Regions from separate parts of the Homo sapiens genome. Here all the other regions are linked to region 1. A link is a contact called in ENCODE Hi-C data. All regions are on one chromosome and are shown on one strand. Each heading gives the region's core, a stretch centred on a gene start or an enhancer-like site at or near the end of the contact. The rest is flanking DNA. Distances are from core to core; before and after follow the strand shown.

Region 1 (3,358 bases), core at 237-2,736:
TCTACCTTCTGGGTTTATTTTTAAATGAAACCATTAAAGCTTGAACCTCTAATATCAAAATAAAATGGGTTAGGCAAGTGGTAAAAATGGAATAGAAGCCAAGCCAGAGTTTCCTATAAGTTGCAGCAATAGCAATACGTCATCAGAGAGGGAAAAAATAGGAAAATTAGCTTGCTCTGTCACTTGACAATTTTACAGAACTGGAATTTTATATGGAATAGGCATTTGGGTTAAACTTTTTCTATTCTACCCCTGCAGAACTTTTCCCTGCGCTTCTCTCCTCTGCATCTATTATAAAAGTCTAGACCTCAGAGGCAACTAATATAAACTGCTTTCCCCTCCTCCTTGTATCTAATTAATTTCACCTTCCTTGGAGTTCCCATGGTATATATTACCTGCTGCCAGGCACCATGAGTCATTTGTGAACATATCCGCCTCCCCAGCCAGAATGTATGCACCTTGAAGGCAAAGAACATCTCACTCATTTTGCATACACTTGGCTCGAAGTAGTCCTCTGAAAGTGTTTATTAAATTGAATTGCTTTCACTTTGTAAGATTAGCAGGCACTTTGATTAATGGCTTTTTCTTTTTTTCAAAGACTTCCTTTTTTGGTGCAAACTCCACGTGACCCGCAGTTATCTAGGGCAGTAAGTAATGTTCAAGTGATTATAGCAGAAAGCTAAGATTCCACCAGCGCTCTGGGAGTTGCAGGGGAGATCAGCAGAATCACATGCTTAATATTTTAAAGAAGTGGCATGGTCCTTTCATGGAGGTTTCTGCCATCGATCCCTTCCAAGGATTCAGTCACTCAGCCACATTTAACATTCACTAGGTCAGACCTTTATTCAAGCTGACGTCATCTGAACCCTCGTGCAATTCAATCATAGCATACATTCTGCCCAACCTCCTCCTACTCCTCCCCCAGCCTCTTGCTAGGGTGTCAGCCAATAAACAGCAGTTAATCCAGACCCCAGAACTTTTCGAATCCGTCTTTCCAGAGCTTCTATTTAGTTATGCTGCAGGGGAAAGGGTCGAGAGTGAAAGATAGAGGCGTGGCCCCTCCCATAGCAGCAATGAATCTTTAAGACTTGAGTCTCTGGGCAAAGAGAGAACTCTCCCTTTCTTCTTGGAAATGAAATCGAGCAGCACTATCAGCCAGGGGCCAGCCACATGAAAAGGGATTCCTAGTTGCCTGTCCCTTACTCCCGGATGTCAGAAAGAAGTCGGATATTTCTCACGCAAGAAATAAACACCCCTCTGCCCGCTGCTGCTTCCTCTGATTTCTCCGCGAGCATGAGATGACTGAGTAACGCAGCTGGATTTTTCTAGTCCCCAGAGTTCAACACCCGCCCGCTCACCTCTACCATCCTCTCTTCTGTTCCCTTCCTCTTTTACTTCCCCTTCCCCCACTTTCCCTCATTTAAATACAAACGCTTAGGTTTCCCTGCGCTCCGGAGCCGCCATTGACATCAAGCAGGGTCTCCATAGAAACCAGGAGGCGCGCAGCGGGCTTCTGCAGCCCCAGCCCAGGATTCCCAGGCAGAGGTGTGGCTCGGTCCAGAGGAGCTGCGGGGAGACCTTCTCCTTATTAATATGAACCTGGGGAGGAGGAGAGAGCGTTTAGGCAGAGAGGGCACGCGACGAGGTAGAAACAGAAGGGGCTAAGGGAACAGATTATCTATTAAAAATGTTTGGTTTTAGCCTAGGAACATTCAGAGGAGAAGTAGTCCAAGACACCCCAGGGTCAGGGTCTTCCTCCTCTCAATTTTTCATGTACTCAACAGATCTCAGCTTAATGTGGAGATTATTTGGGGGAGCCAGTTTCCAGTGTTTAGTTGCAACGAAGCAGCTGCCACGCCCTGGACTGCATGCAGCAAAACATTCTTCCTGAAAGCACTTAAAACGGGCAAGAGAACCACACCTTTGCACTCGTCTTTTTTTCCTAGCCATTTTACATGTTACCTCATTTTATCCTCACGAAGGTGGCGTTATGAACCCCATTTCATAGACAAGGATGCGCATGAGACGGTGGTTTATAGTTATTCTGTCCATAGCCTTACACCTAATGTCTTGAAGAAAACTCTGCACCTCCAGAGTAAGAGAGTCTTTATTTTCCCTTCTCATCCTCATTCTTCTTTGGCGGTCACTCCTCTGACCTTCTCCCATCTTTCTCCTCTCAAGCATGGTCATAAAAAAATTCTTCTGAAAGTACATCATAAGGCCCCATTCCAGAAGAGGGGTCTTGCCCTATTCCTGGAAGCAAAGAAGAATTTGAATAAACAGGACTTGCTGAATTCCCCCCATTTTATTACCACTAGAACATAGGTTTTTGTTCTCCAATCACACTTCTGTATGGCTGTCCATAAAAATACCCAGTTTTCCCTGGGGTCTTTGGGTCTTCATTTATGATGCCTGCCATGCCACATAAAACTTTGGTTAAATAAATTTGTTATGCTTTTCTCTTGTTAATCTGTCTTCGTTATAGGAGTGTCAGCTGTGACCCTTTGATGGGTAGAGAAAAGATATTACTTGCTGTCCCTTACAGTTTTTTTGCTTCACATATTAAAGATTCTTGTACTAGTTTCCTGTTGGTGCTATAGTAAATTATCACAAAGTTTTTGGCTGAAAACAACACAAATTTATCTTTATCTCACAGTTCTGAAAGGATGTCAGAAGTCTCACTGGTCTAAAACCAAGGTGTCTGCAGTGCTGTGTTCCTTTTGGATGCTCTAAGATAAGAATCAGTTTCTTGCCTTTTCTGGCTCTTGGGAGCTGCTGGCATTTCTTGGCTCACAGCACCCTTTCTTCTTCAAAACCAGCAATAGCATCCCTCCAGCCTCTGTTGTCACATTTCCTTCTCTGGTCCTGACCCTCCAGCCTCCTTCTTTAAAGGATCTTTGTGATTACACAGGGCACACCTGGATAATCCAAGGATAATCTCTCCATCTCAAAATCCTTAATTTAATCACAGTTGCAAAGTACTATTTGCCATCAAAGATACTATATTTACAGTTCCAGGGGATTAGGAAAGAAGGAATTATTCTTCCTACCACAAACCTCATGTCTTTTATCATCTTAAAAATAATGACACTTTAAAAATCTTTGTCTCTCCTAAATTGTAAATCAATTTGTCTCTTTCCTAATACAGTCAAGTGTTTTTTTTGTTGTTGTTGTTGTTTATAAACAAACAAAAAAAATCCATTCTCACTATGTCTATTTCCTTAACTACCATTTATTTCCTTACTGTTAATTAGCTCCCCACTATAATTTACTTCTCTCTCCATGGTATAAAAACTCTTCTGTCAAAATTCAAAATTACTTTCAAATTGCCAATTTCATAGACATTTACTAGTCCCTT
Region 2 (3,358 bases), core at 360-2,859, 290 kb after region 1:
ACCTGAGAAGCTAGGAAAAGAAAAGACATTGACAAGAATTAGGGAGAAAAATAATCCTGCTGGGATCTTATGATTTCCATAATCTTTATTTTCTTCAGCTGCAAAATAAGATAATTGGACAGCATAGCCAAAAAGATCTCTTCCAGTTAGGGTGACCAACTTGTTGCAGTTTGCCTAAGATAGCCTTGATTTTAAAACTGAAAATGTCACATCCTGGAGACCTTCTCAGTCCCTAGCAACCCAGGATAGTTGGTCATCTAATTTTCCTCTCCAGTTCATGAGGAAGTCCTAACTCATCATTTGATTGATACACACATATTTAGATTCATTTTTTGGTTTTAAAAGTAATAAGTTTCTACTTCATCATGCTTAATTTCAGCAGAAATGCAAATAATTCTGTCTTATCTCTCACATGGGCTTTAGACTTTATATATTGCACAATGTTGGTTAATGCAGGCAAATGAATGCTAAAACGTAGAAAGTTGACATTTCTTTACTTTGTGAACTTTTTGGCTATGCCCCACTGTGTGTTTTGAGCCTGTGTGTGGCATGGCAGCTGTGTTGTGGCCTCAGAGGACAGTGACATGATGTCATCAGAGGTCTCCTAGAGAGCTGCTCTCCCAGCATCATGTACCTGACAGAGAAAAACACTGCACAAGGTCTAAAACCAAGGGTCACAGTATCTGTAAATGCTACACAAATTATCACCTGCTATTTGCTATTCATATTAATGTAATTATTTCTGTGATTATTCCAAATTATTTAATTTTACAATTTCTGCTTTGAAAGAAAGCAATGACTTCATCTTTAGCTACTATTCTGAAATCAGTCATAGTGACTACAATCCCTTGTTTTCTTCACAAAAGAAAGAAAACAGATGACCTTTGCTCTGACCTTTGACTTGATATTTACAAAAGCTAATTATAGGGTGGGTCAACTTCCTTTATCATTCAGAGACATTTGGTAAAGCTCTACTCTTCAATTTTTTTTTAAGTCGCTTAGAGGGCAATTTAGGGCTGTATACAGTATGATTAAATCTAGAAAGAAATAGTTAATTTGGAATTTTGGCCATCAACATTGATTTTCTCAAAACCAATCAAGTATAACATGGAAGCTGTATAAGTCAGCAATTAAAATCAGTGTTTCACTAACAAAATGAAATCAGTTATCTGCTGGTCTGGTGGTTAGAGGTCATAGACATAGAGATACACAGTCTGAGACCTTCAGCATTAAACCTCTCTCAGTTTTCACCACCACTGCCTCTACTACTGCGTCAGCAAGAAAAGGACTGCAGCAACTGTGTAGTACTTAAACTGTAAAGGTTACTTGGCTAATAAAGAGATGAATGCCGCCAAGACAGAGCACAGTCATACATCCCTGTAGTGCATGTAACTTATTTACCTTTCATATAATTGTTATGCTTATAAACAGAAGCTTAAAAAGGATAAACAGTCAGAAGAGAAAAAAAGCATTAGGTAGTCAAAACAATGATGCAACCACTCAGCATTGCGCTTTCTCCCCAAGCTTCCCTTGGCAATCTTTTTCTCAGGCTAAGAGTAAAGGTCTGATTCCTTTTGTTCATTTCAGCCACCGCCCTTTAGCAATCTGAGTCTGAGCAAGACTGCCACGCCCAATCAAGGGACAAAGGCAGAAATAAGGGAAACTGGGCACAGAGACAGCTTGACTTCATTTATACCTGTGCAATATGTTGGGCTCTGTGACATGAAGGTGCAAATCAGTTGCTATCTCTATAAACAAACAATTAAAACAAGAGGCTTAAAATTTATATCTATGTTCTGAAACGCTATCTGGTAAAAGTATTCTTTTCCTAGAAAGAAAGAGATGTGGCCAAAGTGGTCTCTGATTTTCAGAAGAAGGGTGAATGCTGCCCCCTTTTGACTGAGCACAATATATACCGTGTATCCATAAACCTGAAACATAAAGCAATGCACAGTGAGAATAAAGATCCTATGTCTGTAATGAGAAATCTGATTAAATATTGGAAGCTAGAAAGTATAAAGGGGCTCAAAGTTTATCTAGTACAAGTCTCGAGGGGCCTTTTCTAGCTTCTTGGAAGATTGGTCATCCTTCATCCAGGCTTCTATATCATTTTAGTTGTGTCTCTTTTGTAGATTCTCAATTCTGTCTGGAGTGATCATATGAGTTTACTGCACTGTTTCTCCCACCAGTGATAGACTCCTTGAAAGACCGAGCTACATCTTTTTATTTTGCCTGTGTAACTCTCACAGTGCCTACAAACACTTGTGCATAGTGGGTTCTCATAAATAAATGTTTATTAAATACAAATACCTAGATGAGGTCATCATAGTCTGTAGTTGTGAGTAGTTCTCTCTTTAAAAAGCTAATGAGTCTATCTGGGATTTAAAGTTGACATTCACACAAATGGTGCCATACTTTAACCCAAGAACTGCAAACTTTTATGCACACATCCCTGGCTTATTTATAAATTATATGCATCTATTACTGAACTGTTATAGAAGTTAAAACATAAAAATTAAACAAGAGGAAAAAAACTTTGTCACACTATGTAAAGACATAACATTGAGTGAAATAAACTAGGCACAAAAGAGAACATACTGTATGATTCCATTGACATAACACTCAAAAACAAGCAAAACTAATGCATAGGCATACCTCAGAAATATTGTGGGTTTAATTCCAGACCACCATAATAAATAAAATATTGCAATAAGATGAATATCACAATAAAGCAATCACATGAATTTTTTTGTTTCCCAGTGCATATAAAAGTCATGTTTACACTGCCGGGCATGGTGGCTCACTCCCGTATTACCAGAATTTTGGGAGGCCAAGGTGAGCAGATTGCTTGAGCCCAGGAATTCAAGACCAGACTGAGCAATATAACAAAACCCTGTCTCTACAAAAAATACAAAAATTAGCCGGGCATGGTGGTGTGCACTTGTGGTCCTGGCTACGCTGGAGGCTAAGGTGGGAGGATGGCATGAGCCTAGGAGGCAAAGGTTGCTGTGAGCAAAGATCATGCCACCACACTCCAGGCTGGGTAGCAGAGTGAGACCCCATCTCAAAAAAAAAAAAAAAAAACAGTTTAGTTTACACTATACTACAGCCCATTAAGTGTGTAATGGAATTACATCTAAAAACCTTAACTAAAAAATGCTAGTAATCATCTGAGTTGTAATCCTTTTGCTGGTGGGGGATCTTGTCCTGATGCTAATGGCTGCTGACTGATCAGGGTGGTGGTTGTTGAGGGTTGGGGTGGCTGTGGTAATTTCTTAAAATAAGACAACAGTGATGGGAGTGTAAATTAGTTCAAACATTGTAGAAGACAGTGTGGTGATTCCTCAAGGATCTAGAA
Region 3 (3,358 bases), core at 472-2,971, 270 kb after region 1:
TCCTCAGGTACATATACATATTCCCCTAAAATATTCTAGAGGACTCTAAGAGCCAGTTTGAGAATCACTAGTCTAGGGTCTACAGATTATCACTTTCATCAACATCATCATCATCACCATTATCGTCAATCGAACATTACCGTTAAACATTGTGTGAATCTCAAACTGTCTGTATTAGGAATTGTGATTGGAGACAGAGAGAAAGAATAATCCCTTACCAAGTAATTTCAAAGCAGAGAAAATGAAATGAAAATTTGTTCTACATATCTCAACATCTGTCTTCAAAATTTAAGATGCCTTCTAGGAACATGCTAATATCCTTTCATCTCTCTTATCAACTTACTTATTATCTCATAGCAAGAACTTGGAGTTCTTTATGTCATTGCACATATAATTCTATAGAAGTCACTCCTCTCTTTTCATGTTCTTCCCTCCTATTGCCTCCAACACCATCTGTATTGTACAAGTAGTATCCTATAGATTGAGCTGAAACACACCTTTCTGTTTCTGTGCTGTTCAAGCTATACCAATAAAAACCAATACACATAGATTCCAATATGCTTCACAATCTATCATACATATGCCATTTTACTAAACACACAGAGTAAATGGAAGTATAAGTGGTACTTTTTAGCACTGAGTACAGGGTAACAACAATTTTTGTCCTTTTGTTCCTTGTGTTATGGCTGACACAAGACATAGATAAATTAGTACTTCTCAGAGTGATAAGACACGTTAGGGTCATTTTGGAGAGAATACAACCATGTCAGTTCACTGTACCTCTTTCATTGCTATTAAACACTAAGCCTTTGGAAGCAGAAGGGTTTAGTTTTGTTTTGTTTACTGTTTTGATGTACACTCCTTTCTGATTTAATTGCCCTAGCCTAATCATTCTAATAAGATGTTCCAATGGATAAGAGACTTGTGAAACCAGTAACTTCACTAACACCACAATTGTTATTGTATCCAGTCTTATTACCATTTTCCCTTAAAGTCAACTGATACATAATCAACTCCATAAAATACATGAGAATCTATATATTAACGCTCATTCTTACAAACGTACAGTCTTTTTGTATTATTCACCCAAGGAGCAATTATTGAGCATTTATCATGCACCCCTTCTCTCGTACCAAGCAATATACTCTGCTAGAATACAGAAATGCTGTATATATTTGGTAATACCAAAGCAGTCTCATCAGACCTCTCTCAGGATCTTTTGTTCAGCTCCTTTTCAATTCAGTTGCATCTGAACAGTTCACTAGATGATACCTGAAGAGAAAATAAAAACATAAAATTTATTTGTTTGAATTGTTCTCATAGTTGGGTTTATGTAACATAAAAAGTAATGATCCTAAATAATGTGTATTTTAATACACTATGATGTTGAAAGGCTCGATTCTATGCTGAGACACATAGGACTAGAATATAAAGTGTTTCCGGTAGAAAAATGAAGAGAGAGACAGAACATTGTTTTGCTGCTTTTAAATAAGCCACGCAAATAGCTCAGTCTAAAGGCTGTGTGTGTGTCAGTGTGAGATAATCCTGCCCTCTCCCTTCCTCTCTCCCACTTCTCCAGGGAAATGAGTCACACCTGCTCACTGCCCTTGATATGATGTTTGATATTCTGAATTCCCATCAGCCCTGCACAGCTAGGATGATGTCAGCACAGTTGACATTGTTAGATCCGTGCTCTGCGTACATCAACTCCCTGTCGCTCAGGCGTCAGCTGAATGTGGTGAAGGGGAGGAGGCATCATCATCTTAGCAACCAAGCCCACGTATCCAGGATCCAGAAATGGCATCTGGCACTTTGCTTTGGGGATTTCCAGCACTTCCCAGAATTTCAGCCAGATTAGAACACTTGCTCTGAATTAAAAAGAAATTACTCATCCTCTTCCCATCAGGATGTGTGTGCTTTTACAAAATTTTATATCAAAATGTTTGTCACCAAAGTATGTTTTACTGAAGTCCTCATCCCATTTTTCCTCAATTCCTCTGGGATATCCTTTATTGACTTTTAGAAATAATCTTGCTTCTATTTAAAAACAGAAAAGGTTAAATGAGACCCTTTTGTCATCCTTCCACCTCAAGTCAAAAATATATATAATGTGAACAATCAAGTTGTATGGAAAGTAGATAATTATGCTGATAATAATAATCTTCTAAGATGACTCCAGATAAAGTATGGCAGTATTTCTAGGTCTTGTTTTCAAATTATACCCATTTAACAAAAAATACAATAACACAATGAACTCAGACAGTTGCAATTCACATAGACATTTAATCATCTATTGATTATCTGGGAAAAAGGAAAGAGGGAGAACTTAGGGAAAAAACCTAAAAGGGTATTTGAAAGTGTTAGAGTAGAAGAACTATGGTAGTACCATGCCACCATGCCACAGCTGTCAGAAACCCCAACAATGGAGACTTAATGTCTACTTTTCCAGAGCAGTTTCTCCAAGTTATTGTGGGTATCTTGGCTGCTTCATATAAATGGTCCCAGTTGCTTTACAGCTATCTTATTGCTCCACTTACTTATTCCCAGAAACATTTCTGAGTACAATTCCTGTCTCCATAACACACGGAGTGAGGTGGGAGATTTAGGTATGTGCTGTGGTCAGAATATGTCCTCCAAAATTCTTGTGTTGGAAGTTTAATTTCCAATGCAACAGTGTTGGGAAGTTGGCCTTTTGGGAGGTGTTTAGGTGGTGAGGGCTTCTCCATCATGAATAGATTAAAGCCCTTATAAAAGAGACTTCAGAAGGTGTTCAGCTAACTTGCTTTCTTGCCCTTTTGCTTTCTGCCATGGGAGGACACAGCAAGAAGACCCTCACCAGACACTAAATTTTGGTGCCTTGATCTTGAACTTATCAGGCTCCAGACCTGTGAGAAAATAATTTTCTGTTCTACATAAATTACACAGTCTCAGGTATTCTGTTATAACAGCACAAAACAGACTAACACAGTAAGTAACCAGACAATGACAGTACTGGGTAATAAGTACTTCCATAAGAAATAAACCTAGGGTGCTGAGAGCAGGGAGAACCAGAGCCCAACTCAGCCTGGAGTTCAGACATGAGAAGTTCTCAGGGATGGCTTCCTTGAGGGAGTCTTCATAATTCTTCTCTCAATTATAATGCAAATGCTTTTTATAAATCCTGACACTTTGTCCATCAAACACTACTAAAAATTTTAATAAGCAGCTCTACTCAGTCTAGGCAGTTTATTTCTTTCCTGACATGCCTAAGGTACCCTGAACATCCACATCCCATAAAATGAGAAACAGATATTTCATTTGGCTTCTCGTAACAGTGAAAATGAGAAGAGTTCAGAGAGCTCTCTCTTTCAATCTCAAG

Evidence for each region. A loop is a pair of places that touch in the nucleus more often than their neighbours do. Pooled maps may share reads with other maps.
Region 2: a map of PC-3 shows a loop between it and region 1 (3-fold over the local background). The contact joins two enhancer-like sites. A Hi-C loop is called at or near these places in 4 of 168 maps with a recorded cell type or tissue (PC-3, ascending aorta, endothelial cell of umbilical vein and 1 more) and 10 of 50 pooled maps.
Region 3: a map of left cardiac atrium shows a loop between it and region 1 (3-fold over the local background). The contact joins two enhancer-like sites. A Hi-C loop is called at or near these places in 4 of 168 maps with a recorded cell type or tissue (PC-9, cardiac septum, endothelial cell of umbilical vein and 1 more) and 2 of 50 pooled maps.

What each region holds. Positions count from the first base shown.
Region 1 is chr3:115,510,804-115,514,161 of GRCh38, reverse strand. No RefSeq gene overlaps it. Among named protein-coding and RNA genes, the nearest start is that of GAP43, 110 kb to the left of the region's middle. Within about 2 kb of position 1,486, at least 9 of the 41 ENCODE cell types and tissues checked have a DNase peak (open chromatin) inside an H3K27ac peak, as active enhancers do; they include endothelial cell of umbilical vein, where a contact is called at or near this core.
Region 2 is chr3:115,216,287-115,219,644 of GRCh38, reverse strand. No RefSeq gene overlaps it. Among named protein-coding and RNA genes, the nearest start is that of ZBTB20, 71 kb to the right of the region's middle. RefSeq lists an enhancer at 263-2,162. Within about 2 kb of position 1,609, at least 3 of the 41 ENCODE cell types and tissues checked have a DNase peak (open chromatin) inside an H3K27ac peak, as active enhancers do.
Region 3 is chr3:115,238,219-115,241,576 of GRCh38, reverse strand. No RefSeq gene overlaps it. Among named protein-coding and RNA genes, the nearest start is that of ZBTB20, 93 kb to the right of the region's middle. RefSeq lists an enhancer at 1,090-2,289. Within about 2 kb of position 1,721, at least 12 of the 41 ENCODE cell types and tissues checked have a DNase peak (open chromatin) inside an H3K27ac peak, as active enhancers do; they include endothelial cell of umbilical vein, where a contact is called at or near this core.